Linked DNA regions of Homo sapiens: region 1 is linked to region 2. The links are chromatin loops, found by intact Hi-C in ENCODE. Cell type or tissue: body of pancreas. All regions are shown on one strand. Links, peaks and the distances in the headings refer to the core of each region. The heading gives the core; the rest is flanking DNA. Region 1 has its middle 25 kb from the start of TUBA1A. Region 2 overlaps SPATS2 (spermatogenesis associated serine rich 2).

Evidence for each region. Peaks named below come from ENCODE experiments on the same cell type or tissue, not always from the same donor. Only the 100,000 strongest peaks of a DNase experiment are listed, where the experiment ranks them.
Region 1: it touches region 2 in a loop (3-fold over the local background); 1 of 110 quality-filtered maps calls a loop at or near these places.

The regions. Positions count from the first base shown.
Region 1 is chr12:49,156,349-49,172,238 of GRCh38, forward strand. No RefSeq gene overlaps it. Among named protein-coding and RNA genes, the nearest start is that of TUBA1A, 25 kb to the right of the region's middle. RefSeq lists a silencer at 13,912-14,105. In body of pancreas, for the core only: no CTCF peak of the experiment used is centred there; no DNase peak of the experiment used is centred there.
Region 2 is chr12:49,495,674-49,511,563 of GRCh38, forward strand. It overlaps SPATS2 (spermatogenesis associated serine rich 2), which reads left to right. Exons shown (of 14, transcript NM_023071.4): 8 at 1,160-1,336; 9 at 4,397-4,532. Among named protein-coding and RNA genes, the nearest start is that of KCNH3, 35 kb to the right of the region's middle. In body of pancreas, for the core only: no CTCF peak of the experiment used is centred there; a DNase peak (open chromatin) is centred at 8,158; H3K27ac peaks cover 811 bases.

The DNA of each region.
Region 1 (15,890 bases), core at 5,126-13,125, 340 kb before region 2:
GGAGAAGGCATGGAAACTCTATATCTTCCTCCACCTTCTACCCCCACCCAGGGCATACTTTTCTCGGTGCATCTCTTCCACTTAGCTGTTCCTGAGTTGTATCCTTTACGATGCATTGCTAAATGTAAGTAAAGTGTTTTCCTATATTCTGTGAATTATTCTAACGAATTATTAAACCTGAGGGAGATTGGCGGGTATTCTCGAATTTACAACTGTTCGGTGGCAAACCTGGCACTTAAAATGGGAGCAATTTTAGGGAACTGAGCCAAGAGAATTGAATTTAATTGTTTGACACCCAATTCCTGTTAGAGAATTGGAGAATTGGTGTTTGGTGTCAGAAAAAAACCTTACAGAATAGTTATGTATGGTATAGTACAACCTTGACATAATTAACTTCATCTTAGAAAAAGACTCCATTTTATATTTATTTATTTATTTTTATTTTTATTTATTTATATTTTTTGAGACAGAGTCTCGCTCTGTCGCCCAGGCTGAAGTGCAATGGCGTGATCTCAGCTCACTGCAACCTCCACCTCTCAGGTTCAAGCAGTTCTCCTGCCTTAGCCTCTTGAGTAGCTGGGATTACAGCATGCCACCATGCCTGGCTAATTTTTGTATTTTTAGTAGAGATGGGGTTTCACCATGTTGATCAGGCGGTTTCAAACTCCTGACCTTGTGATCTGCCCGCCTGGACCTCCCAAGGTCCTGGGATTACAGGCATGAGCCACTGTACCTGGCCATTTATTTTTATTTATTTTTTTGAGATGGAGTTTCACTCTTGTCACCCAGGCTGGAGTGCAATAGTGTGATCTTGGCTCACTGCAATCTCCACCTCCTGGGTTCAAGCAATTCTCCTGTCTTAGCCTGTTGAGTAGCTGGGATTACAGCGCACCACCATGCCTGGCTAATTTTTGTATTTTTAGTAGAGATGGGGTTTCACCATGTTGGTCAGGCTGGTCTCAAACTGCTGACCTCGTGATCTGCCTACCTCGGCCTCCCAAAGGCCTGGGATTACAGGCGTGAGCCACTGCACCTGGCCATTTTTTTTTTTTTTTTTTTTTTTTTGAGACAGAGTTTCACTCTTGTCACCCAGGCTGGAGTGCAATGGCGCGATCTCGGCTCTCTGCAACCTCCGCCTCCCGGGTTCAAGCAATTCTCCTGCCTCAGCCTCCTGAGTAGCTGGGATTATAGGTGCCCGCCACGACGGCTGGCTAATTTTTTTTTTTTTTTTTTGTATTTTTAGTAGAGATGGGGTTTCACCATGTTGGCCTGGCTGGTCTCAAACTCCTGACCTCAGGTGATCCACCTGCCTCAGCCTCCCAAAATGCTGGGATTATAGGCATGAGCCACCGCGCCCAGTCTCCATTTTATATTTCATAGGGAACTTTGTCAACAAGTATAAGATGCTTTGCTTAATAAACAAAGTTTTTTAAAAGATGCATCCAACCAGTTAAGGACACAAGCATGCTCTTCCACTATCAGTTCTCACTAGAGGATTCTGTGACTATAAAAGATGAGGCCAGCCGGGCGCGGTGGCTCACGCCTGTAATCCCAGCACTTTGGGAGGCCAAGGCGGGCGGATCACCTGAGGTCAGTAGTTTGAGACCAGCCTGGCCAACATGGTGAAACCCTGTCTCTACTAAAAATACAAAAAATTAGGCGGGCGTGGTGGCAAGTGCCTGTAATCCCAGCTACTCGGGAAGCTGAGGCAGGAGAATCGCTTGAACCAGGGAGGCAGAGGTTGCAGTGAGCTGAGATTGCACCACTGCACTCCAGCCTGGCAACAGAGCGAGACTCCGTCTCAAAAAAAAAAAAAAAAAATGAGGCCAGCTGGGTGCGGTGGCTCACGCCTGTAATCCCAGCACTTTGGGAGGCCAAGGCGGGCGGACCACCTGAGGTTAGGAGTTCAAGACCAGCCTGGCCAACATGGTGAAACCCTGTCTCTACTCAAAATCCAAAAAATTAGCCAGGCGTGGTGGCGGGCGCCAGTAATCCCAGCAACTTGGGAGGCTGAGGCAGAAGAATCGCTTGAACCCGGGAGGCAGAGGTTGCAGTGAGCCGAGATTGCGCCATTGCACTCCAACCTGGGCAACAAGAGCAAAACTCCGTCTCAAAAAAAAAAGATGAGGCCTTCAGCAGCTCAAAATGGTCATCTTAACTGACACCGTCTTGCAGTCAGTCACTCGTGATAAGAACTTGCCATCTGCCTCCGAAGGCTCTGCCACATCAAAGACTCTTCCTCGCAAGACTGGCAGACCAACTGGCCCAAAACAGAACTCCTTTTCTTCTTTGTTCTGCCTGGACTGGTTCTTTAACCCTTTCTCCTATCTCTTTCTCCTCTTGATGTTAAATGTTACTTTGTCATGGAATGTTTAACTTGTAACATTTATATATTGATTAATTATACTATTATGTATGGTTTACAATATTGACTGGCTTGCGTGCCCACAGCTCTGACTACTGAGTGAACAGGAAGTACTGTTAGCTGTGGAAGGTATACAGATCATCAGCAGTAAATCCATACAGGCCTGAAGCAACCTCAATTCTTGCCTCCTCAGAAGAAAGAATTCCACTGAGGGGCATAAGGCAGAAGGAGAAACCGAGGCAAGTTTTAAAGCAGGAGTAAAAGTTTATTAAAAAGCTTTACACCAGGAACAAAAGGAAGGAAAGAACACTTGGAAGAGACCCAAGTGGGCAACTTGAAGGAGAAGTGCCCCATTTCACCTTGGACCTAGGATTATTTATTTATTTATTTAATGAGACAGGGTCTCACTCTGTCGCTCAGACTGGACTGCAGTGGAGTGATCTCAGCTCACTGCAACCTCTGCCTCCCAGGCTCCAGCGATTCTCCTGCCTCAGCGTCGCGAGTAGCTGGGATTACAGGGCGCACACTACTACCACCCAGCTAATTTTTGTATTTTTATTTTATTTATTTATTTATTTTTGAGACAGAGTCTCGCTCTGTTGCCCAGGCTGGAGTGCAATGGCACGATCTTGGCTCACTGCAAGCTCTGCCTCTGGGGTTCATGCCATTCTCCTGCCTCAGCCTCCCAAGTAGCTGGGAGTACAGGCACCCGCCACCACCCTTGGCTAATTTTTTTTTGTATTTTTAGTAGAGATGAGGTTTCACCGTGTTAGCCAGGATGGTCTTGATCTCCTGACCTCATGATCCGCCTGCCTCGGCCTTGCAAAGTGCTGGGATTACAGGTGTGAGCCACTGTGCTCTGGCTCATTTTTGTATTTTTTTTTTTTTGAGATGGAGTCTCGCTCTGTTGCCCAGGCTGGAGTGCAGTGGCGCGATCTTGGCTCACTGCAAGCTCCGTCTCCCGGGTTCACACCATTCTCCTGCCTCAGCCTCCTGAGTAGCTGGGACTACAGGCACCTGCCACCACGCCTGGCTAATTTTTTGTATTTTTAGTAGAGACCGGGTTTCACCATGTTAACCAGGATGGTCTCCATCTCCTGACCTCGTGATCCGCCCACCTCAGCCTCCCAAAGTGTTAGGATTACAGGCGTGAGCCACCGTGCCCAGCCCTAATTTTTGTATTTTTAATAGAGACAGGGCTTCACCATATTGGCCGGGCTGGTCTTGAACTCCTGACCTCAAATGATCCACCCTCCTTGGCCTCCCAAAGTGCTGGGATTATAGGCATGAGCCACTGGGCCCGGTCCAGACCTTGGATTTCATATGCTGGTCTACTTCTAGTATTTTGTGCCCCTTTCCCTTCATTCTTGCCTTAGGGTGAGCTGCCCACATGCACAGTGGCCTACTAACGCCTGGCAGGTGAGCATGCGCAGTGTGTTTACTGGAGTTGTAAACATATTCACCTGAGGTTTTCTTCCCTTTTCTGGTGGAATGCCCTGGAAGGTCATATGCCTCCATTTTGCCTCTTAATGTGCATGCTCGAGCCCACTCGCCCAGTTCCTTAGATCTTACGGAAGCTGCTGATTACCAATTTCAGGTGTTTATCTGTTGGGAAACTGCCTCTCCCTGGTACTGGCTGTGACCAATTATTTTAGATAGGTAGTGTGACAACTGCCTGACCATTGGTCACCTGACATTCCTGGTGGGTGCAGGGAGCCCTCTCCTGCCCTGCTCTTGCCTGTCTAACTACCTACTGTAACAGTACTAAGGAGATTGCCCCCTTGGGAACTCCGTGTAGCTCCTGGCTTTTGTGATTGCAATAGCATCAGTAAAAGCCTGACACTGTGGAAAGACACAAACATGCAAGGACCTGCTTATCTCTAACCTTGCACCACTCACTGAGGCAGGAGAATAGGGACTAGAGGCAGGGAACCTAAGGACTTCCTAGAACTAAATCAAATGAAAATGAAAACACTTCAGCTATGACAAAAAATATCCTCCTCATTTACATAGGGCGTACACCAAGTAACCAGTGGGAACCTCTAGAGGGGATGTAAACCCCAGAAAATTCTTTTTTCTTCCTTTCTTTCTTTTTTTTTTTTTTTTTTTGAGACAGAGTCTCACTCTGACACCCAGGCTGGAGTGCAATGGTGCGATCTCAGTTCACTGCACCCTCCGCCTCCTGGGTTCAAGAGATTCTCCTGCCTCAGCCTCCTGAGTAGCCGGGGTTACAGGCACCCACCACGGGCCATGCCTGGCTAATTTTTGTATTTTTTAGTAGAGACAGGGTTTCTCTGTGTTGGTGAGGCTGGCCTTGAATTCCCAACCTCAGGTGATCTGCCCACCTTGGCCTCCCAAAGTGCTGGGATTACAGGCATGAGCCACCACACCCTAAACCCAGGAAAATTCTGTAACTGAGCCCTTGAGCCCCTATGTTTGGCCTGCTCCCACCCTGTGGAGTGTACTTTCATTTTCAACAAATCTCTGCTTTTGTTGCTTCATTCTTTCCTTACTTTGTACATTTTGTCCAAATCTTTGTTTAAGACACCAGGGACCTGGACACCCTCCACTGGTAACATCATGACATGTATGCAAAAATTGTCCGCAAAATTTACATATAAACGATTAGAATTTAAGAATTCCCAAAACCCCCTTTAGACAGGGTTTCACCACGTTGGCAAGGCTGGTCTTGAACTCCTGACCTCAGGTGATCCGTCCACCTTGGCTTCCCAAAGTGCTGGGATTACAGGTGTGAGCCACCATACCTGGCAGGGAACTTCATTATTTAAAGGAGAAAGAGCAAGCAGGAGGGGGAAAACGGGAGGTAGGGTAGGTAGTGAGGCGAATTGTTACATTCTTGTGAGGCTCTGATTAGCCTCAGTAAATTGACATTTTACATGTGAAAAGGGGAAGTAGAGGAAATGAGGCTATGGTACAGGATTGTGAAATTACAGCTATCTGGTAACAAAAGGAATGCAGTAATTCAGCTCTCAAGCTTAATGTCCCTTTGGCATAGTGAGTTTGGGGTCCCAAGATTCTATTTTCTTTCACACTAACACCAACAACAATAACAACAAAAGAACAAGACATCTGCAAGAAAATAGTATCTTTATTGAGAGATATTATGAAGATATTATGATTAATGTACTGAGAGATATATCACGTATTATTTGGAGGTATCAGATTACAAAGATGCTAATTCTACTTAAATTGCCCTATAAATTAAGTGCACTGGGAAGGTGGAGTAGACATACTTCCTAAATTCCTCCCACTAAATACAACTAAAAACCCTGGACATTATATATAAAACAAACATAAGAAGACTGAAAGAAAAGCCGGGCGTGATGGTTCATGCCTGTAATCCCAGCACTTTGAAAGGCTGAGGCAGGTGGATCTCTTGAGGTCAGTAGTTAAAGACTAGCCTGGCCAATATGGTGAAACCCCATCTCTACTAAAAATACAAAATTAGCCATACATGGTGGCGTGTGCCTGTAATTCCAGCTACTCAGGAGGCTGAGGCAGAATTGCTTGAACCCAGGAGGTGGAGGTTGCAGTGAGCCAAGATCGCACCACTACACTCCAGCCTGGGCAAAAGAGTGAGACTCTGTCTCAAAAAGAAAAAAAAAAAAAGACTGAAAGATGGAGAGAAGGCAGCAGACAAGCTAGGGATCTTGGGGGTCCAAGGAACAACATAGTGATGAGTTTCCTGGGTTTTCTTCCTACCTTACATCTCGAAGCCTTGGAACTGAAGAAGCTGACAATCCAAAAATGCCGAAGGGTGAGACAAAAAACGAAAACCTTCTCTCACTAGCCAAAGAACCAGGAAAGGGAAAATCTAGCAAGACAGCAAACTTTATATAACAACTCCTGTACTCCAGCCAAGTGCTACAGAAAGAACTGTGACCCTACCCCTACCTGTATCACCAAGACTGAGTGGGGAGCCTAGACTTCCACCCTTGCTAGGCTGTAACAAGGTGCTCCAAAGGATAGTCTTTTCTACAAATGGTGCTGGGACAACTGGATATTCACATGCAAAGGAATGTAGTTGGACTCTGCTGTGTGAATAGTGTCACCCTATCCAACATTCAGTGTCCACTTACAACCTCAGAATGTGGCCCTCTTTAGAAATAGAATCTTTGCAAATGTAGTTAGTTAAGATGGGGAATTACTGGATTAGAGTGGGCCCTAAATCTAATGACTGTCCTTATAAGAAGGCCATGTGAAGACACAGAAACATAGTGAGAATGCCCGGTAGCAACACAGGCAGAAATTGTAGTGGTGTCTACAAGGTAAGTAAGGAATGCCAAGGATTGTCAGCACCAGCAGAAGCTAGAAGAGAGGCATGGGACAGATTCTCCCTCAGAGCCTCTGGTAGGAACCAAACTTGCCAACGCCTTGATTTCAAACTTCTAGCCTACAGAACTATGAGGCAATACATTTCTTTTGTTTTAAGCCACTCAGTTTGTGGTTTAAAAGCAGCTCTGAGAAATTAATACAGACTCCTACCTCACACCATACACAAAAATTAAAATGGATCAAAGACCTAAATATAAGAGCTAAAACTATAAAACTCAGAAGAAGAAAACAGAGATAAATCTTTATTACTTTTGATTAGGTAATGCTTTCTTAGATATGACACCAAAAGCACAAGCAACAAAAGAAAAAAAATGGTAAGTCAGACTTTTTTTTTTGAGACGGCGTTTAGCTCTTGTTGCCCAGGCTGGAGTGCAGTGTTGCGATCTTGGCTCACTGCAACCTTCACCTCCTGCGTTCAAGCAGTTCTCCTGCCTCAGCCTCCCCAGTAGCTGAGATTACAGGTGTGCCACCGTGCCCAGCTAATTTTTTTTTTTTTTTCTTGAAACGCAGTCTCGCTTTTTCGCCCAGGCTGGAGTGCAATGATGTGATCGCGGCTCACTGCAACCTCTGCCTCCCGGGTTCAAGTAATTCTCCTGCCTCAGCCTCCTGAGTAGCTGGGATTACAGGTGGCCACCACCATGCCACAAGGCCCAGCCTAACTTTTTATTTATTTTACTGTTCTTTTTCTTACCTCTTAAATGAGTATTAGTTCTTTTTTATGTATATTTTTTCCTATTCATTGTCAATATTCAATATAAACTTAATTCTTTAATGTCTAGCCTTTCCATATTCCTTTTTTTTTTTTTTTTTTTGAGTTGGAGTTTCGCTCTGTTGCCCAGGCTGGAGCGCAGTGGCGTGATCTCAGTTCACTGCAAGCTCCGCCTCCCGGGTTCACGCCATTCTCCTGCCTCAGCCTCCCAAGTAGCTGGGACTACAGGTGCCCGCCACCACGCCTTGCTAATTTTGTTTTTGTATTTTCAGTACAGATGGAGTTTCACCTTGTTAGCCAAGATGGTCTCGATCTCCTGACCTTATGATCCCCCTGCCACAGCCTCCCAAAGTGCTGGGATTACAGGCGTGAGCCACCACGCCCAGCCAGCCTTTCCGTATTCTACTTTTTTATTTGTTTGTTTTTTAGAGACACTGTCTCAATCTGTGGCCCAGGCTGGATTGCAATGGGGCAAACAAAGCTCACTACAGCCTCAAATTCCTGGGTTCAAGTGATCCTCTCACCTGAGCCTCCTCAGTACCTGGGACTACAAGTGTGTGCCACCACACCAAGCGAATTAGTTTTTGTAGAGTTAGAGTCTCCCTATGTTGCCCAGGCTGGTCTCTAACTCCTGCACTCAACTGATCATCCTCCCTCTGCCTCCCTAAGTGCTGGGATTATAGATGTGAGCCACCTTGCCCAGTCTGTGAGGTTTAGTTGGAGCCTCAACTTTTTGATGAGGCAGGCCTCTTATTATATTTATAACTTGGGGTGGGCCCTGGACTTTACCTAGCACCTAGGCTGGGCGTGGTGGCTCACATCTGTCATCCCAGCACCTTAGGAGGCCGAGGCAGGAGGATCGCTTAAACCCAAGAGTTCGAGACCAGCCTGGGCATCAAAACGAGAACCTGTCTTTACAAAAAAAAATTTTTAAATTAGCCAGTCATGATGGTGCTCAGCTACTTGGGAGGTTGAGGCAGAAGGGTCACTTTAACACAGGAGGTCAAGTCTGTAGTAAGCTGTGATCGTGCCACTGCACTCCAGCCTGGGTGAAAGAGTGAGACCCTGTCTCAAAATAAATAAACAAACAAACAAATAAAATACTCCAGCACCTATAAGGTTGTAGAGAAAATGGCATTAGTGTTCCACTCCCTTCTGGTTTAAAGGTTCCTTACTATCTTGTCACCTTTTTAATGCTTTTAAGAAAATTATTTTATCTAGCAATTTTAATTTTTATTGGAAGGCATATCAAGATATCTGGCCCACCATATTATTCAAAACCCAGAATTCTGTCATTTTTTAAAAACAGATGATGGTAAGCATCAAGTTACTGTGTGTTTAGATTACATTAGATGTAACAGAATGGTGTAAGTTTTACTGTAAAACATCAATATTTACAACATGCTTCTTTTGGGGGACGGGGGAGATAGGGTCTTGCTCTGTTGCCCAGGCTTAAGTGCAGTAATTCAATCATGGCTCACTTCAGTCTTGACCTTCTGGGCTTAAGCAATCCTCCTACCTCAGTCTCCTGAGTAACTGGGACTACAGATGCATGCCACCATGCCCAGCTAATTTTAAATTTTTTTGTAGATACGGGGTCTTGCTGTGTTGCCCAGGCTGGTCTCAAACTCCTGGGCTCAAGTAATCCTACCACCTTGACCTCACAAAGTGCTGGGATTACAGGTGGGAGCCACCATGCCTGGCCACAATATGCTTAAAATTACATTATTTTACACTACGTATGTATATATCTCCACACATATACATATATGTGTGTGTATATATATATATACACACATATATATCCTGGGCTCAAGAGGTCCTCCCACCTCAGCCTCCTGAGTAGCTGGGAAGACAGGCAAAGCTACTTGTTTTCTTACATTTTGTAGAGATGTAGTCTCAGCTGGTCTTCAACTCCTGGCCTCAAGTGATCCTCCTGCCTCAGCTTTTACCGTATTTAAACTTAACTTGAAGAATTTTAGATATCAACTTAAAAATGACTGGAGTTACATAGTTTAATTTCTTTTTTTTAGGTGATAAGCAAAAATGTAAAGAACACTGATACAGAGAAATGGTCACATAGCCCGGACATGGTGGCTCATGCCTGTAATCCCAGCACTTTGGGAGGCCAAGGCAAGTGAATCACTTGTGGTCAGGAGTTTGAGACCAGCTTGGCCAACATGGTGAAAACCTGTTTCTACTAAAAGTACAAAAATTAGCCAGGCATGGTGGCAGGCACCTACAGGTGCCAGCTACTCAGGAGGCTGAGGCAGGAGAATTGCTTTAACCCGGGAGGCAGAGGCTGCAGTGAGCCGAGGTTGAGCCACTGTACTCCAGCTTGGGCCACAGAGTGAGACTCCATCTAAAAAAAAAAAAAAAAAAAGAGATATGGTCACATAATCCAATTTCATAAGAAAATATGTACACTCAGCTGGGCGCAGTGGCTCACACCTGTAATCCCAGCACTATGGGAGGCCGAGGTGGGTGGATCACGAGGTCAGGAGATCGAGACCATCCTGGCTAACACAGCGAAACCCCGTCTCTATTAAAAATACAAAAAAAATAGCCAGGCGTGTTGGCGGACGCCTGTAGTCCCAACTACTCGGGAGGCTGAGGCAGGAGAATGGCATGAACCCGGAAGGCAGAGCTTGCAGTGAGCCGAGATGGCGCCACTGCACTCCAGCCTGGGCGACAGAGCAAAACTCAATCTCAAAAAAAAAAAAAAGAAAAGATGTACAATCATCTAGTCTCATGACTTTAAATATCTATATACTGGTAGCTCCCAAATTTGTATCTTCTACCCAGGCCTATTTTCTGAAACACATATCCACATGCCTACTCTACATCTCTGATTGGATGCCTAATAGGCATCCTAAATTTATCATGTCCAAAACAGAACTCTTGAATTCTACTCCACTCCAGTCCACACACTCACATACAGACCACTCCTTTCTTCTCCCAGGATTCTCCATCTGAGTAAATGTTACCTTTATTCACCCAGTTGCTTAGCCCAAAGACCTCTGAGTTATCCTTGACTTCTCTCTCTCACTCTCCTGCTCTAATATTTATCATCTAACGCATCAGCAAATCTTGTCAGCTCTACTTAACAAAACATAACCTGAATGTCTGCCATCTTTCTCTCAGACACTAAAATAATCTACTTCTTACTGCTTTCCTTGTTCTATTCTTGCTGTCTCTTTTTAAAAGTGATCCTTTTTTTTTTTTTTTGAGACCGGAGTTTCACTCTTGATGCCCAGGTTGGAGTACAATGGCGTGATCTCCAGCTCACTGCAACCTCTGCCTCCCGGGTTCAAGCGATTCTCCTGCCTCAGCCTCCTGAGTAACTGGGATTACAGGCGCATGCCACCACGCCTGGCTTATTTTTGTATATATTTTTAGTTTTATTTTTTTTTTTTTGAGATGAAGTCTCACTCTGTTGCCCAAGCTGGAGTGCAGTGGCACAGTCTCGGCTCACTGCAACCTATACCTCCCGGGTTCAAGTGATTCTTCTGCCTCAGCCTCCCGAGTAGCTGGGACTACAGGTGCGCACCACCATGCCCAGCTAATTTTTGTATTTTTAGTAGAGACAGGGTTTCACTATGTTGACCAGGCTTGTCTTGAACTCCTGACCTTGTGATCTGCCCACCTCGGCCTCCCAAAGTGCTGGGAATACAGGTGTGAGCCACTGCACCCAGCCTATTTTTGTATTTTTAATAGAGATGAGGTTTCACCATATTGTCCAGACTGGTCTCGAGCTCCTGACCTCAGGTGATCTGCCCGCCTTGGCCTCCCAAAGTGCTGGGATTACAGGCGTGAGCCACCACGCCCAGCCTAGAAGTAAATCTTAATGACGCTAAGTTAGGCAAAGGCTTCTTAGGTATGACACCAAAAGCATAAGTAACAAAAGAAAAAATAGATACATTTGACCTCATCACAATTAAAAACTTCTTTGCTTCAAAAGACACACTATCAAGAAAGTAAAAAGACAACCCACAAAATGAAGAAAATATTTGCAAATCATATATCTGTAGTGTTATATATTGGTTTTCATCTATGGTTCTTGGCTCATAACTTCCATATCCCTCTTTACAGTCTTTTGTTAGAATGTTGGGTGTGTTGAGCCTCAGGGCAGGCATCTGATGTTCTCCTGCCCTCTGTTCATGCTAATCTTCCCCGACCTTTTTTTCTTTCTTTCTTTTTTATTTTAAGATAGGTTCTCACTCTGTCATCCAGGCTGGAGTGCAGTGTTGTGATCTCGGCTCACTGCAACCTCTGGCTCCTGGATTCAAGCAATTCTCCTGCCTTAGCCTCCCGAGTAGCTGGGATTACAGGCACGCGCCACCACGCCTGGCTAATTTTGTATGTGTTTTTTTAATTAGAGATGGGGGTTTCACTGTGTTGGCCAGGCTGGTCTCGAACTCCTGGCCTCAGGTGATCTGCCCACCTCAGTCTCCCAAAGTGTTGGGATTACAGGCGTGAGCCACCAGGTCCAGCCTAATCTTTCCCGACCTTTCTGATTGTAGGTCTTAATACCCTCCCATGAGAGTGTCCCACCCTATAACCTGGGAGAAGGAATGCTGATGTCTTTAAGCTTCTGTAAAAACCCAAGATGACAGGGCTCAGTGAGCTTCCAGACAGCTGAACACATGGAGGTTACTGGAGGGTGGTGCGCCCAGGGAGGGGATGGAAGCTCCACACCCCTTCCCCCATACCTCACCCTACCTATTCTTTTTATCGGTATCCTTTGCAATATCTTTTATAATAAACTGGTGAATGTGTCTCCCTGAGTGTTGTGAGCTGCTCCAGCAAACTAATCGAACCCAAAGAAGGGGTCATGGGAGCGTCAACTTGAAACCAGTCGGTCAGAAGTCCCGGGGGCTGAACTTGTGACTGGTGTGTGTGGGGTTAGAGTCGGGGGCTGGGGCAGTCTTGGGGACTGAACCCTCAACCTGTGGGATCTGACACTATCTCTGAGTGATAATATAGGAACTGAATTAGAGGACACCCAGCTGGTATCTGCTACTTGGTGTGTGGAGAAATCCTCCACACATTTGGTCACAGAAGTTGTCTTCTGTTTGATGATTGTTGTGGTTTGAGAGTAGAGGAAAAACAGTTTGAAGAGAATTTTTCTCTATACATATATAAGATACTTGTATCTAGAACATATAAAGAACTCTTACAACTCAGTAATAAAAAGACGAATAATAAAATTTTAGGCTGGGTGCAGTGGTTCACGTCTGTAATCCTAGCACTTGGGAGGCTGAGGCAGGAGGATCACTTGAGCCCAGGAGTTTGAGGCCATCCTGGGCAACATAGTGAAACTCCATCTCTTTTTTTTTTTTGAGACAGAGTCTCACTCTGTCACCCAGGCTGGAGTGCAGTGGTGCAATCTCAGCTCACTGCAACCTGCAACTTCCCTGTCCTGGGCTCAAGAAATTCTTGTGCCTCAGCCTCCCGAGTAGCTGGGATTACTAGTGCACGCTGCTACACCCAGCTAATTTTTGTATTTTAGTAGAGACTGGAGTTTCACCATATTGGCCAGGCTGGTCTCGAACTCCTGACCTCAGGTGATCTGCCCGCCTCGGGGTCTCAAAATGCTGGGATTACAGACATGAGCCACCACGCCTGGCCAAGACCCCATCTCTATTTAAAAAATAAAATAAAAATTTTAAATGGGCAAAGGCTCTAAATGTAGACTTCTCCAAAGAAGATACCCAAATGGCCAATAAGCACATGAGAAGGTACTCAAGTCTTTAGCCATCAGAAAATGCAAATCAAAACCCCAGTGAGATACCACTTCACACCCACTAGGATGGCTATAATAAAAGAAGACAGAAAATAACAAGTCTTAGTAAGGATGTGGAAAAATTGGACCTTCTTACACTACTAGTAGGAATGTAAATGATATAACCACTTGGGAAAATATCTTGGCAGTTCCATGAAATATTAAACAGATCTATAGTAAGACCCAGCAATTCCACTTCTAGGTGTATACTCAAGAGAAATGAAAATATATGACTGCACAAAAACGTGTACACAAAAGTTAACAGCAGTATTATTCATAATAGCCAAAAAATGTAAACAACCCATCAATTAATAAAGAAAATGTATATCCCTATAATGGAATATTATTTGGCAATAAGAAGAAGTACTGGCCAGGCACAGTGGCTCACACCTGTAATCCTAGCACTTTGGGAGGCGGAGGCAGGTGGATCACGAGGTCAGGAGTTTGAGACCAGCCTGGCCAATATGGTGAAAGGCAGTCTCTACTAAAAATACAAAAGTTAGCCTGGCATGGTGGCGCATGCCTGTAGTCCCAGCTACTCAGGTGGCTGAGGCAGAAGAATTGCTTGAACCCAGGAGGCGGAGGTTGCAGTGAGCCAAGATTCCGCCACTACACTCCAGCCTGGGTGACAGAGCAAGACTCCGTTCCACACCCCGCTCCCCCAGAAAAGAAAGGAAGTACTGATACATTCTACAATATAGATGAACCTTGAAAACATTGTGCTCGGCCTGGCACAGTGGCCCCTGTAATCCTAGCACTATGGGAAGCCGAGGCAGGCAGATCACCTGAGGTCAGGAGTTCTAGACCAGCCTGGCCAATATGGTGAAACTCCATCTCTACGAGAAATACAAAAATTAGCTGGGCATGGTGGCACGTCCCTGTAATCCCAGCTCCTTGGGAGGCTGAGGTTGGAGAATTGCTTGAACCTCAGAGGCAGAGGTTGCAGTGAGCTGAGATCATGCAATTGCACTCCAGCCTTGGTGACAGAGCAAGACTCCATCTCAAAAAAAAAAAAAAAAGAAAACTTTGTGTTAAGATAACGAAGCCCTATATTACATGATTCTATTTGTATAAAATGTCCGGAATAGGCAAATTCATAGGGACAGAAAGTAGATTACTGTGTTTGCCATGAGCTAGTACAAGGAAGGAGATAATGGGGAGTGACTGCTAATGAGTGCACAGTTTGAGCTTTTGATGAATGACAAAATTAAATTCTGGAACTAGTGAACAGACAAATATAAAAATTTAAAAGGACAGATATTGCACAAGCTGGTGAATATACTAGAGACTTTAAAATTATAAAGGGTGAATTTTATGGTGTGTATATTTTATGGCGTGTATATCAATTAATAATACAAAGAGATTGCTATATTCTAAAATTTCATGCCCTGGTGGTGTTCCTCATCACAATTTGGATCATTGAAATGGAAATATTTCCAAAATAGATGTACTTGAATGGATTAGGAAAAGAAGAAAGAAAGAAGCCAGTTATGAATGCCTGCATATTGTATGCTTCCTTCTACATTAAATGTCCAGAATAGGGAAATATGCAGAGACAGAAACTAGATTAGTGGTTGCCTGGAGATAGTGGTTGCCTAGGTTACAGAGTTTTTTTGGGGGGTGATGAAAATGTTCTAAAATTGTGGTGATCACACACCTCTTAATATACTAAAAGCCATTGAATTGTATACTTTTTTAAAACATTTTTTTTTTACTTTTTTATTTTTATTTTTATTTTTTTGAGATGGAGTATCTGTCACCCAGGCTGGAGTGCAGTGGTGTGATCTCAGCTCACTGCAACTTCCACCTCCCGGATTCAAGCGATTCTTCCAACTCAGCCTCCCGAGTAGCTGGGATTATAGGCATGCGCCACCATGCCCTGCTAATTTTTGTATTATTAGTAGAGTTGGGGTTTCACTATGTTGGCCAGGCTGGTCTCAAACTCCTGACCTCAGGTGATCCACCCACCTCGGCCTCCCAAAGTGCTAGGATTACAGGCATGAGCCACCTCGCCTGGCCTTGAATTGTATACTTTAAATGGGTGAATTGGACAGTATGTGAATTATATTTCAACAAACCTGTTATATTAGGAAAAGAAAAATCAAGTGATAAAGTGTGAGGGACTGAGTTAGCCTTCAGGTAGGAAGAGTGACTATTAGCCTATCACTGTGCACTGATTTTAACGGCTCAGGATACTTAAAATAGCTACCCAAAATAGCATCTTTGCTCAGATGGTGCTTGAAATTCTCTTCCTGGAGATTTCTTTAAAAGTTGAATCTTTAGTTTCTAAAAATTCCCTGTTTAAATGCCAGTACTTCAGGGAAAAATAACTTCTTAAGCAATCAGCTCCAATTTTTTTGTTTTTTATCTTTCTCTGTTGCCTAAGCTGGAGTGCAGTAGCACTATCACAGCTCACTGCAGCCTCCACCTCCTGGCTCAACAGATCCTCCCACCTCAGCCTCCTTAGTAGCTGGGGCTACAGGCACATGCCACCACGCCTGGCTAATTTTTGTATTTTTTATAGAGTCAGGGTTTCGCTATGTTGCCCAGGCTGGTCTCAAACTCCTGGCCTCAAGTGATACACCTGCTTTGGCATCCTAAAGTGCTAGGATTCAGGCGCGAGCCACCAAGCCTGGCCAATACTCTTAATATTTGATAAAGATCCTATTAGACAT
Region 2 (15,890 bases), core at 3,771-11,770:
AAAAAAATTGCAGCCTCCGGCATAAATGGGTTAATAGCAGAGAAATACCTCAGTATTTAGAGACTACAGAAGGTGACTTTAAGTTGTTTTTTAAAAATTGTGGAGTTATTCAGGAAGATGATGATGTTGATATTATTATTTTAAGACCCAACATAGTGAGAAATATAATAATGATAATTTCAGCTTTTGTGAGAACTAGGCTGTTGGTTTTTATAGTCTCACATTTGTTTTCTAGTGAAGAATTAAGATTAGTGTTAGTTGTAAATTCACATATCTTGTACCTTTCTTTGTTAACCATTTTTTTGAGGGTAAGATACTGGAAATTTCTCTTTTAAAACATTACTTGTTAATCCAGTTCCCCTGCCCTGCTGCTCCTGGCTTTAGAAGTGTAATGCCAATATAAGATTTATGCTGTGCTGTTTAGGTGTTCTTTTATTGATTAGTATACACACATACACAAAAAAAGACTTAGAGAAAAACATTGCACTGACTCAAACCAACAATAGCCAGTGGTTTCCATTTTTTTCTGAACTAGCTTTCCTCTCATTTCCTAACTCTTCCTAACTTATTACACTTCTATCCCCTAGAGCGTTGTTGTTTGTTTGTTTGTTTGTTTGTTTTGAGAGACCTGGTCTCTCTCTGTTGCCCAAGCTGGTCTTAAACTCCTGTGCTCAAGTGATCCTTCTGCCTCAGCTTCCTGAATACCTGGGATTACTGGCGTGAGCCACTATGCCTGGCCCCTAAAGCTTTTTAAATTCTTCTTTCCTCGAGAGAGTTTAAAACTCTTTTTTTCTTAACATGGAGGCTTGCAGAAGTTGGTGATACTGACTTTCTTTGATTCCTTGTGCCAGACTTACATAGAAACTACCAAGCTACAAAGAAGCCACAGAGCCACAGGGATTGAGCTCCCTATCTAAAGATGTGTTGCCACAGACTCTTCTCTTCATTCCGGACGCCACTTAAGACTAAGCCCGAAGCTGCCGATAGCCATACCCAGCTGATTCTGATCTTTGTTCTATTGTTTCAGTTGATTTTGTTTACAGTCTTTTAAGAGGCATGGTTTTGCCTCAAACATTTTTACCTGTTTTCTTTGTGTACTTAAGAATGACTGGTTTACTCCTAAATTGTGCTCTAAAGTACAGTCCTCTTTCTTGGACAGGATCCATGCTGCAGAATGGTGTCTCTGATTTTGAGACCAAGTCTTTGACTATGCACTCTATTCACAATTCTCAACAACCCAGGAATGCTGCCAAATCTCTCTCAAGACCTACCACAGAAACTCAGTTTTCAAATATGGGGATGGAAGATGTTCCCCTCGCCACCAGTAAAAAGCTAAGTAAGTCAGAGGCCCACCTGTGAGAGAAAATGAAAAATCTGTGTTTTTGGCTAAAGAGGGCAAATTATCTCTGTTGCCATAAATAAGGTTTCAGAAGGGCATCAGTTAATATTTTTCCATTTTCCAGACAGTGACTGACTACTCAGCCCTTCCCCTAACCTTTGTGTACACAGTTGGAGTCTGAAAGTAGTTTAAATGCTGTACAATCTACTTACGACGGCACGTTTTGTGAATTAAAGTCAAACTCTACTGCCAGAATGATTTACCTGCTAACATTAACCTGTTTCTTTATTTGCTTTATTGCAACGTTTTGGTGCTATTTCTTTCATTTTTATCTTCTGGTTGACCCAACAAGTAAAAGCTCTACCTTCTCTGACATTGACTTTTTTTTTTTTTTTCCCCCGAGACTGAGTCTCACTTTGTCCCCCAGGCTGGAGTGCAGTGGCGCAGTCTTGGCTCACTGCAAGCTCCGCCTCCCGGGTTCATGCCATTCTCCTGCCTCAGCCTACCAAGTAGCTGGGACTACAGGCGAGTGCCACCATGCCCGGCTATTTTTTTGTATTTTTAGTAGAGATGGGGTTTCGCCGTGTTAGCCAGGATGGTCTCGATCTCCTGACCTCGTGATCCGCCTGTCTCGGCCTCCCAAAGTGCTGGAATTACAGGCGTGAGCCACTGCGCCCAGCCAACATTGACATTTTAAAGAAATATTTTCACTCCTCTTCATAACTTCATGCTCTTACTGAGCTAGAGTCCTCTGACAGACTCTAGCTTAGAAAAAGTAAGGTCATTTTCTCTTAAGTATGTGGCGTTGACTGGTGATAGCTCTTTGCTTAAAAAAAAAAGAAAACTACAATAATCATTTAAACAAACAGCCAGTAATTCAGCAGACAGAGATAATACCCTGTGTTTCCTATATCTGAGTTTCATACATCTAAGCATGGTGGTCCACTCCACTAAACAAATGAAACATAGAAATATAAAGGACACTTGTAATCAGTAGCTCTTTATGGAATTATTTATTACACATGAGCCAAATTTTAATTAGGTAAGCTCCCCTTTTTCATTGTTCTGGTAGCCCTCAGCCTGTTGCAGATCAGCAGGTTTGAGACTATCCAATCAAGCCAAAAAAAAAAAAAATATATATATATATATATATATATGCGCACAAGGCTTGAAAGCTTTTAGGTGGATTCTAAAAAATAAAATCAAGTTGAGATGAGGAAGAATTTAAATAAAAAAATTGGAAATGCATATCTTGGCATAGTTACAAACTTTTTAGATCCATGTTTCCAGCAATCAATTATATATGTAATTTGGGGATTGGTGAATATAGAAAGGTAAATAGAACTCTTGGAAATTGGTTAAAATGTGTTGAGTAGGTAAATGCAGTCCATCCTTTTCTACAAAGCTGGCTTCCTCATATATACAGTGCTTTGAAGTGTACTATACAGACAGAACATTTTAATTTTGTAATGTCCACATGGTGAATTATATTCTATTAAATCCTGTAACTTAAGGAATTTTGAAAATTTGGTACCTTTTTTAAAGTCTTTTTTCTCTGTGTGTTTCATTTCATTTTGGATAGTTTGTAAAACTGCTGTCTTCAACTGTATTCATCTTTTGTTAACAGTTTCTATTCTGCTGTTAATTCTATGCAGTATATGTCTCTGGCATTGTTTTATTTGTCTCTAGAAGTTCAACTGGGGTCTTTTAAGATATCTTCCATATCTCTTCTTACCACGCTTATGCTTTCCTCTACCTTCTTGAACATATGGTATCTATTTTTTTTTTTTTTTTTTTTGAGATGGAGTTTCACTCTTGTCACCCAGGCTGGAGTGCAATGGTGTGATTTCAGCTCACTGAAACCTCCGCCTCCCAGTGATTCTCCTGCCTCAGCCTCCCGAGTAGCTGGGATTACAGGTGCGTGCCACCACACCCAGCTAATTTTGTATTTTTAGTAGAGACAGGGTTTCACCATGCTGGCCAGGCTGGTCTTGAACTCCTGGCCTCAGGTGATCCACCCATCTTGGCCTCCCAAAGTGCTGGGATTACAGGCGTGAGCCACCACACCTGGCCCTATAGTATCTAATTATAATAGCTGTTTGATGTCCTTTTCTACTCAATTCTATCATCTGTGTCATTTCCGCATCTGCCTCTGTGATTGATTTTTTCTCTTACTTATAGGTCATATTTTTCTGTTTCTTTTAAGCTTTTTTAGGTGGGACTAGAGCAGCCTTTAGTCTAGAAATAATTTTGCCCTGTTGCTGAGGCAGTATCCTTCCAACTACTCTGCCTGCCATATATTGTGAGGTTTTTCCACTCTGGCTGGTGTGAGCACAAACTGTCCCTGGCCTGGTGAGCTCTGGGGATTGTTCTGCCTGGTTGTTTTGTTTTGTTTTGTTTTGTTTTGTTTTGTTTTGTTTTGTTTTGTTTTTTGGTGGTTCTTTGGTTTTGTTTTGTTTTTTTTTTGCCTGTTGTCTTTCCAGTCTTGGGTAGTTTCTTTATACTCATGCACTGGTCCACACTCAGAATCCTCTGTGGATCTCCGTGCAGCTCTCTCATGTGTGTAGCTCTTTCCTCACCAATACTCTGCCCCAGAATTTCAGCCATCTTGGCCTTTCCAAATTCCCAACTTTGTCCCTTCAATTCAGGGGGTCCACCAGGCTGTTGAGGATTTCTCCTCCCTGCATTGTAGCCTAGAAACTATTGAGGCAGCAAGTTGGGGCAATCATAGGCCTCACTTCATTTGTTTCTGTTGTCTCGGGAAAAGTACTACCTGTTACACATTGTCTGAAAACCATTGTTTCATATATTTTGTCTTTGTATGTTTTTAGTTGTTTAAGATAGAAGAATAAATCCAATTATTATTATTCCATCTTGACCAGGATCCTTTTTTTTCCAAAAATCTATAAAAACATGTTTTTCTCATTGGGGAAGGTGGTTATTTAGGAAAGATTCTTAGTCTACATGACATTTGGCTTTGGTGTTCAGATCCGACTTTCAAGTTACCTATATAATTATTCTTTTTTTTTTTTTAATATTTCGGTTTTTTTCCCCAAGGTTCCAATATTGAAAAATCTGTAAAAGACCTCCAGCGCTGCACAGTGTCTCTTGCACGGTATCGAGTTGTAGTTAAAGAAGAGATGGATGCCTCCATTAAGAAAATGAAACAAGCCTTTGCTGAATTGGAGAGCTGGTAATTTAAGCTGCATTTGATATCAGTAGCATAAAAATGATCATATATAAATATAAAGATGGTCAGCCATTCCCCAAGTTCATTCATTCATGACTAACTACATAGTAGGAGAGACTTATAAATCCTATGGTATATTTAGCTTTCTGCTTTGTTCTATTTCTCTTGGTCACAGTGTGAGAATGGTACAGATAACTCACAATGCTCTAGAAATGAGCTGGAGTTTAATATTGTTTGGAAAGGGACACATAATTATAGAGTAGATCATATACTTTAAAGTCTCCTTTTAGGCCGGTGCGGTGGCTCAAGCCTGTAATCCCAGTACTTTGGGAGGCCGAGGTGGGCGGATCTTGAGGTCAGGAGATCAAGACCATCCTGGCTAACACGGTGAAAACCCGTCTCTACTAAAAATACAAAAAATTAGCTGGGTGTGGTGGCGCGCGCCTGTAGTCCTAGCTACTCGGGAGGCTGAGGCAGGAGAATGGCGTGAACCCGGGAGGCGGAGCTTGCAGTGAGCCAAGATCTCGCCACTGCACTCCAGGCTGGGCGACAGAGCGAAACTCTGTCTCAAAAAAAGAAAAGAAAAAAAAAAGTCTCCTTTTAAACTAAGATCCTATAACAAATGACATGATGTATGTTTTTGAACAAAATTATAAAGTAGAAAAAATCTGTCTTTGCTTTCCTACCTTCTTCCATCCTTTTTAATTTATGCCACTCCAATAAAGTGCCCTTTTATTAATTATTATTATTATTGTTGTTTTTTGAGACAGGGTCTTACTCTGTCTGTCACCCAGGCTGGAATGCTATGGCACGATCACATCTCACTGTAGCCTCAGCCTCCTGGGCTCCAGCAATCCTCCCACCTCAGCCTCCCAAGTAGCTGGTACTACAGGCATGTACCACCACACCTGGCTCATTTTTTAATTTTTAAATATTTTGTAGAAATGTGGTCTCACTATGTTGCCCAGGCCAGTCTTGAACTACTGGGCTCAAGTGATCTGCCTGAAGCTGGGTAATTTATAGTGAATAGAGATTTATTTTTTACAGTTTTGGAGTCTGAGAAGTTTAAGGTCAAGGGGCCCACATCTTGGCAAGGACCTTGCTGTGTCATTCCATGGCAGATGGCAGAAGGGCAAGGGAGCATGCATGGGAGAGCCAGAGAGGGCCAAACTCAATTTTCTAATGAACCCACTCTCTCAATAACAAAATTAATTCATTTGTGGGACTCTCCCCTCATGACCTAATCATCTCTTAAAGGTCCCACCTCTCACCACTGTAGCACTGAGGATTAAGTTTCCAACACACGAGCTTTGGGGATCACATTCAAACCATAGCAATATTCTAATGTTTCCTGGAACACTGAAGCTGTTTTAACTGTTAGATATTAAGGTGTTAACGGATATTTGTTTTTTTGTTTTGTTTTGTTTGTTTTTTGAGACGGAGTCTCTGTCGCCTAGGCTGGAGTGGAGTGGCCCAATCTTGGCTCACTGCAACCTCCGCCTCCCAGGTTGCAGCCATTCTCCTGCCTCAGCCTCCCGGAGTAGCTGGGACTACAGACATGTGCCACCATGCCTGGCTAATTTTTTGTGTGTTTTTAGTAGAGATGGGGTTTCACCATGTTGGCCAGGCCGGTCTCGAACTCCTGACCTCAGGTGATCTGCCCATCTCTGCCTCCCAAAGTGCTGGGATTACAGGAGTGAGCCACCGTGCCCAGCTGGTGTTAACAGATGTTTAAATTCTAGCTCCTTTGTGGGAGGTATTTTATAAGGGATTTTTTGAAACTAGAAAAGACTTAAGGACCATATTAAAATGACAGGAAGACAAGCAGCTAGGGTGATGTTTTGAGACTTAGAACTTGTTCATTATACTTATTTTTAGTAACTGTCTAGATCTGAAATATGACAGGAAGTGTTCATGAAAAGAACAAACCATACATGCTTTCTTGCTGCCTGTAGACTGTTCCCTCAGGTTATACCTAACTGTGTCTCTGTTCACAAATTTAGTCTAGTCACTTTTGCCACAACATATAAGAGATAGAGGAGAGTGTAGGTCCCCTCAGTCCTCCTGGTCTCTGGAATTGCAGAGGAGTAGTTAATCAAAATGAAATAATGCCTCCAAAAAGTTAAATCATCAGAACCAAAACTTACTTTGGGGCTAGATAATTCATCTTAGTCTACCCATGCCTTGTCCTGAACTCTAAGTTTTACTTTTCAGGTTTTATGGCTAGGAATTTAATGTCATGTCTTCTGTTTTTCTTTGTTTGTTTGAGACAGGGTCTGGCTCTGTCACCCAGGCTGGAGTGCGGTGGCACGGTCATGGCTCACTGCAACCTCCACCTCCTGGGCTCAAGCCATCCTCCCACCCTCAGCCTCCCTAGTCCCCTAGCTGGGACTACAAGCATGTGCCACCACACCTGGCTAATTTTTTAATTTTTTGTAGAGATGAGGTTTCACCATATTGCCCAGGCTGGTCTCCAATTCCTGGGCCCAAGCAATCCTCTCATCTAGGCCTCCCAAAGTGCTGGGATTACAGCCATAAGCCACTGCGCCTGGCTGTCTTCTGTTTTTCTTGACACATATTTTTGCTCCTGCCAGATTACTCATTGTCTCAAAACTTAACATTCACATTTCCTCTTCCATCTACTAGTTAATGCCACTTTCCCAGCCTGAAAATGTTCTCCTATTCCTCTGTATTTATCTAAATCCCACCATTTCTCCAAACTTTCCTTAAATTAAGGTCTAACTTCTGGAAATTATTTTAGGTAACTGATTTTTCCCCTTTCTGAACCTCTAGGAGGAAGCACCATGCCCTTTGCACTGCATTCTTGTCATATAAGATATTGTTGGCTTGTTTAGAAAATAAAGAGCTGGCTGGGCACAGTGGCTCATGCCTGAATCCCAGCACTTTGGGAGGCCAAGGCGGGCAGATCACAAGGTCAAGAGTTCAAGACCAGCTTGGCCAACATGGTGAAACCCCATCTCTACTAAACATTCAAAAATTAGCCGGGCGTGGTGGCGTGCACCTGTAATCCCAGCTACTAGGGAGGCTGAAGCAGGAGAATTGCTTGAACCCAGGAGGTGGAGGTTGCAGTGAGCTGAGATCGCGCCATTGCACTCCAGCCTGGGCGATAGGGCGAGACTCCATCTCAAAAAACAAAGAAAAAAGAGCTGGGCGCGGTGGCTCATGCCTGTAATCCCAGCGCTTTGGGAGGCCGAGGCGGGTGGATCACGAGGTCAGGAGATGGAGACCATCCTGGCTAACAAGGTGAAACCCCGTCTCTACTAAAAATACAAAAAGTTAGCCGGGCGTGGTGGCGGGCGCCTGTAGTCCCAGCTACTCAGGAGGCTGAGGCAGGAGAATGGCGTGATCCCGGGAGGAGGAGCTTGCAGTGAGCCAAGATCGCGCCACTGCACTCCATCCTGGGCGACAGAGCAAGACTCCATCTCAAAAAAAAAAAAGAAAAAAGAAAGAGCTAAGTGTAGTAGGTCATCACAACTTTGCTTTGATAAGCCTCTGGTCTCCATGATTGTTCAGCTTACTGATTACTTAGTCACAGGATCTGATTCCATTCGGAACAAGCTTGAACCAGCAGGAAACGCAGTTCCGGGAGAGAGATTTGTGAATTCCTGCTGACTGGAACCCAGCCAGGAGGAGCCTCCTTCAATAAATGACAAATGAAATGGTTTCCTACCTGGGAACTGTGTATTTAGGATTGATTAGCTGACGTAACAACCAGGTCAATTTAACTTGAGGAAAGAGATTACCTGCCCTTTCCTGCTAGTATAAAGCCCTTTGCTCTGGTTGATTGAGTTTATAAACCACCTTATTTCAATGTTCCTTGTAGCCGCTACTTCAAGACATAATTGGCAAGTGAGCTAACTCCATTTGGCACCAAACCAGAGCTTGGAGTTAATGTCACTTAGAAAGACATTTCTGTGTTGGTTATAGCATAAAAAAAAGGCAAAGAGTTCTAACAGATTTGCCCCAGTAAAAGTACATTACCCCTGACAAGGCACTAGGGAAATTATACAGATAACTCCTTTCACTTTGATGCCGAACAAAAACTGACACACCTATAGAAAGGTAAACTCAGAAGCATTCTAATGTATAAAACTTAAAATTTCTTCTTATTGGTGACTTAGCAATAATCATCTCTAGACCCAAGTTTACTTTTCTTGTTAATTAGTAATATTTGTCTGCCTTTCATTGTTGGAGCTGTTAGTTGACTTAAGTTTAAGGATATTAAGGAGGCAGGATATGGAGTGGAACATGAAGCTAGAATATATAAACTCCTTTGGAAGATTGTCCTATAATGTGTTGATGAAAAATGCCAACAGGATACACACTCAGCTTCTCTTTTAAATAAAAAGTTTCCATTTTATGAAAGTCAAAAGGTATTTTTTAAAAGGAGAAATGGGTAAGAGAAAAAGATTATCAAGAAATTTGAGATTATATATCACAGAAAGTCATGTAAGTTTATGGTTAAGGTTTTGAAATTTTTCCTGATTCCTCTATGTCCTTTTATTGGCGCGTTTTTTTTTTTCCTGTTTCTTTTCTTTCTTTCTTTCTTTTTTTTTTTTTTTTTTTTAAGACAGGGTCTCTGTTGACCATACTGGAGTGTAGTAGCGCCATCGTGTCTCACTACAGCCTCCCAGGCTCAAGGGATCCTCCCACCTCAGCCTCTTGAGTAGCTGGGACTACAAGGCGGGTGCAACCATGCCCAGCTAATTTTTCTATCTTTTGTAGAGATGGGGTTTTGCCACATTGCCCAGGCTGGTTTTGAACTCCTGGGCTCAAGCGGTCCTCCTGCTTCAGCCTCCCAGAGTGCTGGGATTACAGGTGTGAGCCACCTCGCCCAGCTCAGAGCTTTTTTTTTTAACGTTAAATCAAGCTTAGTCTTACCGAAGGCTTTTAAGTCCTTACATTTAAAGGCCACATATAGATGCTGAAAACTTAGGAATCATTTTATGAACCAAACTACCTGCAAAATATTATCTCCAAAAATATCTAAAATGTGTAGAAATAAAGGAATGTGCTAATGTAATATGTATTATCAAAAATGTACATAGCACTGTAGTTCTAAATCATTCTTTGGTTTTTGAAGCTTAGTTTGTTGATATCTTGTTTCTACTAGTACTTGACACCATGGTTCTTGATATTTTTTTATTTAAAATTTAACTCTAACCATCTGTGAAAATAATTACAGGTTGAGTATCCCTTATCTGAAATGCTTAGGACTAGAAATGTTTTAGGTTTTTTATTTTTATTTTTTTCAGATTTTGGAATGTCTGCAGAAACTAGTTGAGCATCCCTAATCTAAAAATTCAAAATCCAAACTGCTCCAATGAGTATTTTCTTTCAGTGTCATGTCAGTGCTCAAAAAAGTACAGCTTTTGAAGCATTTTGGATTAGGAATGCTCAACCAGTAATAACATATGAAGAATATTTTACTGAACATGTTCAGTTATATTATTGGATTTTTTTAATCCTGATTTCTTTTCCACAAAGTAGGTATTGTTAATTCTGTTTTACTGAAAATAAATGTATGTCTTAGGTTAAGCAATTTGCCTAAGTTGCAGATCCAATATTTGAATGTATATATTCAGACTTATTAACCTATGATTTTCATCTCATACCTCATTGATGGCTCACTTCCCCACTAAAGCTTGGCAAGGCTAGAGACTGTTGGTACATGTCATATTACAGACAGTTCCCTACTTATGATGGTTCAACTTAATAATTTTCCAACTTTATGATGGTATGAAAGTGATACACATTCAGTAGAAAGCATACTTTGTATACCCATACAACCATTTTGTTTTTCACTTTTAGTGTAGTGTTTAATAAATTACATCAGATATTCAACACTTCATTATAAAATAGGTGTTGTGTTAGATGACTTTGCCCAACTGCAGGCTAATATAAATGTTCTGAGCATGTTTAAGGTAGGCTAGGCTAAGCTTTGATGTTCAATAGGTTAGGTATATTAAATGCATTATCAACTTAAGATATTTTCAATTTGCACATGCCTGTAATCCCAGCACTTCGGGAGGCTGTATTCGTCTGTTCTCACACTGCTAATAAAGACATACTCAAGACTGGGTAATTTATCAAGGAAAGAGTTTAATTGACTCACACTTCTACGTGGCTGGGAAGGCCTCACAATCATAGCTGAAGGCAAAGGAGGAGCAAAGTCACATCTTACATGGTGGCAGCCAAGAGAGCTTGTGCAAGGGAACTCTCATTTATAAAACCATCAGCTCTTTTGAGACCTACTACCACAAAAACAGTATGGGGGAACCACCCCTATGATTCAGTTATCTTCACCTGGCCCCACCCTTGACACTTGGCGATTATTACAGTTGAAGGTGAGATTTGGGTGGGGACACAGCCAAACCATATCAGAGGCCAAGGCAGGAGGATTACTTGAGTCCAGGAGTTCAAGACCAGCCTAGGCAACATAATGAGATCCCGTCTTTACAGAAAGTAACAAAATTAACTGGGCGCAATGACACGTGCCCATAGTCCAGCTACTCAAGAGGATCGCTTGAACCCAGGAAGTGGAGGCTGCAGTGGGCCATGATCTTGCCACTGTACTCCCACGCTGGGTGACAGAGCAAGACCCTGTCTCTTTAAAAAAAAAAAAAAAAATTTCGATTTACAGTGGGTTTATTGGGACATAACCCCATTGTAAGCCGAGGAGCATCTGTATTGTTTCCTCTTCAGCTTAAAGGCTATGTAACAGAGAAACCCCAATGTAGGAGAATTTAGGGACTAAGGAACTTAGTCATTATGAAACAGGTTAGGATGAGAAGCACCAGGATTTAGGCTGAGCCTATGAAAGTATTTTCTAAGTTCAATAAAGTAAAACTATAAGAATACTCCATCTGAATATTCAATGTTCTTTTGATTTTGTGATTCAGAAGGTCCTAAATCACTATTATTCTTAAGTCACAACTTGTAGTGCCTTGTGATTCTGGGATTCTTCAGGTCAGATCAGAGTAGCGGGAAAGGTTTTAAGATTAAAGGCAGGGCCACTGTGGGGTGGGGTTAATTAGAAAATATTTCTTTGGGGAAATGAATCATTATCAAGCTATGTAAAAAGCATGGTATTTACACTGGCGGAAAGGTTGGGGTGGACCACTGCATTTCAGAGATATGAGCAGAGGCATAGAAGGGACACGTAGGGACCACACACAGTCTAGCTGTTGCTATGGGGCAATAGTGAAAGTAGCGAGGGATGAAGTCAGAGGCTGAGGTATAATGAGAGCATTTGATGGAGGGATCTGAATTTTGTTTTTCCTTTTTTTAAAGATTTCATTATTCCCTCTTACTTTTACTATATTGCCCATAATTATAATCGTTTTATTAGATATAAGTAAAACTCAAAATTCTACCACCTTAACACATAAGTAATTTTTATTTCCTGCGTTCCCTTGTGTTCCTTATGTATATTCATACATATTCTTGAATAGTTGTAATCGCAGTGAGAGTGTAATTTCAATGTGATCTTTTCACTTAAAATTAGTTTGATTCATCACTTCATAACTGCCTACACTGTGTTAGTGTGCGTACATGTTTATTTAATAATTTCTGTACAATGAATCTGGAATGTATAATGATTTACCGGTTAATACGATTGCATTTTACTAAAGAGATATTCTGCTGAAACTGAGAAATCAAGATGAATACAAGAATTAAAATAATAATTGCTGCCGCTATTTACTGAGCTCAATTACTAAGCTTTTATTGTATGTCAGAAACTTTTATGTACAGTGCTTCTAATCTATATAACATTATCACTTGTGGTATTACGTTCATGTTATAGGTGAGAAAGATGGGCACAAAAATATTTTACCCAAAGATACTTTTCCACTACACCATTCTTTTGTTTTCTGTCTTACCAGGTATTCCTGTTTGTTTTATTCTGCAGTGTTTACCTTCCTACACCACACGTTTTCATCTTTTTTGGTTTCTGGAGCTTTTAGACATTGGTGTCATAATTCCAGTTTCTTTTTTTTTTTAGACTGAGTCTCGTTCTGTCTCCCAGGCCAGAATGTAGTGGCGCAATATCGGTTCACTGCTACCTCTGCCTCCCGGGTTCAAGCGATTCTCCTGCCTCACCCTCCCGAGTAGCTGGGATTACAGGCGTGTGCCACTACACCCGGCTAATTTTTGTATTTTTAGTAGAGACAGAGTTTCACCATGTTGGCCAGGCTGGTCGCAAACTCCTGACCTCAGGTGATCCGCCTGATCCGCCTGCCTTGGCCTCCCAAAGTACTGGGATTACAGGCATGAGCCACCATGCCCAGCCAAAATCACAGTTTCAAATGAGGATCTGGTCAGCCACTCACTAAGGGGGCTTAACACCCCAGCCATTTTTATTTTGTTTTATTTTAATTTTTATGTTTTTGGAGAGACAAGATCCCACTTTGTTACCCAGTCTGGTCTTGACCTCCTGGGCTCAAGTGATCCTCCTGCCTCGACTTCCCCAAGTGCTGGGATAGCAGGCATGAGCCACAGTGCCTGGCCCTGGCTCAGCCTTTTTTTTTTTTTTCTGTAGCCAACTAAAAACTTGAGGCCAGGTGCAGTAGCTCACGCCTGTAATCTCAGCACTTTGGGAGGCCAAGGCGGGTGGATCATCTGAGGTCAGGAGTTTGAAACCAGCCTGACCAACAAGGTGAAACCCCATTTCTCCTAAAAATACAAAAATTAGCCAGGCGTGGTGGCGTGCACCTGTAGTCCCCACTACTTGGGAGGCTGAGACAGGAAAATTGCTTGAACCGGGGACGCAAAGGTTGCAGTGAGCCGAGATCATGCCACTGCACTCTGGCCTGGGCAACAGAGTGAGACTCTGTCTCAAAAAAACTTGAACAACATACTCCTTAGCAATACAGATTGTTACTGGTTCTTTTTCCTTAAACAGATTATAAAATATCATCATTGAGTCACATGATCTCCTGGATTAGCTTATAACTGAGGTGCTTTTGACTATTGGAAAAGGAAAGAAAGGTTACTCCATTGAAAGCCTGTCACATGAGAACCGTGGCTTATGTTCACGTTCTAACTTCTTTTTTTTTTTTTTTTTTTTTTTTTGAGACAGAGTCTCGCTCTGTCACCAAGGCTGGAGTGCAGTGGCATGATCTCGGCTCACTGCAACCCCTGCCTCCTGGGTTCAAGCGATTCTCCTGCCTGAGTCTCCCATGCAATTGGGATTACAGGCGCACGCCACATTTTTGTACTTCTAGTAGAGACAGGGTTTCATCATATTGGCCAGGCATCATCTTGAACTCCTGGCCTCAAGTGATCCTCCGGCCTCGGCCTCCCAGAGTGCTGTGATTATAGGCGTGAGCCACTGCACCTGACCTTTTGGGGAGGCTGAGGTGGGTGGATTGCTTGAGGTCAGGAGTTCAAGACCAGCCTTGGCAACATGGTGAAACCTGTCTCTACTGAAAATACAAAAATTAGCCAGGCATGAGTGGTGCACACCTGTAATCCCAGCTACTCGGGAGGCTGAGGCACGAGAATCGCTTGAACCCTGGAGGTAGACGTTGCAGTGAGCCAAGATCACGTCACTGCACTCCAGCCTGGGCAACAGAGCAAGTCTCAAAAAAAAAAAAAAAAGGGAAGGAAAAAAACTATTGGCAATTCTCTTTTTTGGTTATTTTATATGGAAAGAGGAAACCGTCTTCAAAGAAAAAAAGGCGTCTGCATTGGCTTTGCTTGAATTTTTGCTTGGTTGGTTAGTGGAATTAGAATGAATAGGTTTTAAGGCCATTTATGGTGGCTCATACCTATAATCCCAGCACTTTGGGAGGCCAAGGCGAGAGAATCAGTTGAAACCAGGAGCTCAAGACCAGCCTGGACAACATAGTGAGACCCCCGCCTCTATAATTTTTTTTTTTTTTTAAATTAGCCAAGTGTGGTAGCACACACCTTTAATCCTAGCTACTCAGGAAGCTGAGCAGGAGGATTGCTTGAGCCCAGGAGGTCAAGGATGCAGTGAGCTATGATTACACCACTGCATTCCAGCCTGGGTGACAGAGCAAGACCCTGTCTTAAAAAAAAAAAAAAATCGTCCAGGTACAGCGGTTCATGCCTGTAATCCTAGTACTTTGGGAGGCTGATGTGGATGGATCGCTTGAGCTCAGGAGTTTGAGACCAGCCTGGGCAACATGGTGAAACCCCCATCTCTACAAAAAATGTAAAAAATTAGCTGGGCATGGTAGCTCGTGCCTGTAGTCCCAGCTACTTAGAGGGCTGAGGCGGGAGGATTGCTTGAGCCCAGGAGGCGGAGGTTGGCAGTGAGTCTTGATGGTGCCACTGTACTCCAGCCTGGGCGACAGTGAGACCCTGTCTCAAAAAAAAAAAAAAAAAAGATTCTAAGTTTTGAGCAAATAAAATTGTGTACAAATGTTTTCTGACAGTATTATTGAATGGTTTTGACTATTATCCCTTGAAATAATTGACCTGTGGAATTGTCAAGAGTTGTGTTTCCATTTTAATATTATTTTTCCAATGCAACAGTTATAAACAAATAATTAACAATTTTTTGGTACCAATGAATTATTGAAGGCAAGAGCTAGAATCTCTAACTGCATGTTAGATATCTGTATATTAATTAGAGGACTTGCTTCAAATGATAGACACAATTTGTGTTAGAGATATCAATGGGGATGCTTCAGTAACAGCTATTCTGAGCAACTAAATTATGCAAAAGCTTTAGGATAAATTGGGTGGGTGCAGTGGCTCATGCCTGTAATCCCAGGCAGGCAGATCACTTGAAGCCAGGAGTTTGAGACCAGCCTGGCAACATACCAAAACCCCATCTCTGCTAAAAATAGAAAAATTAGCTGGGCGTGGTGCCACGTGCCCATAGTCCCAGCTACTTGGGAGGCTGAGGCAGGAGAATCACTTGAACCCAGGAGGCAGAGATTGCCATGAGCCAACATCATGCTATTGTACTCCAGAGCGAGACTCCATCTCAAAAAAAAGAAAAAAAAAAAACACATCTTATAGAATAAGTCGAGCAAATGTGAACATGGTAAGGAAGTCCTGAAAAGGAAGGAAGGAAATATAGAACATTTAGTTACCAGTCTTTTTCTTTAGTAGCAGGAAGCAGTCATCCAAATCTATCTTTCATGATTGAAGAAAGGATATGGAAATTCTCAACACTGAATAAGGCCCAGGCTTAATAAGAACTAGTGTTGTTCCAAACAGGTTCCCAGCAATATTTAGCTGAATTTCATTAGCAGTTTTAGAATCTAGTCTGCCAGATGCTTGGTGCTTATTATGGCATATTTCCATTCAAGAAAGCCTTGAGAGAAGCTTAGTACCCTGAGGTATTGGAGTGAGCAAGGT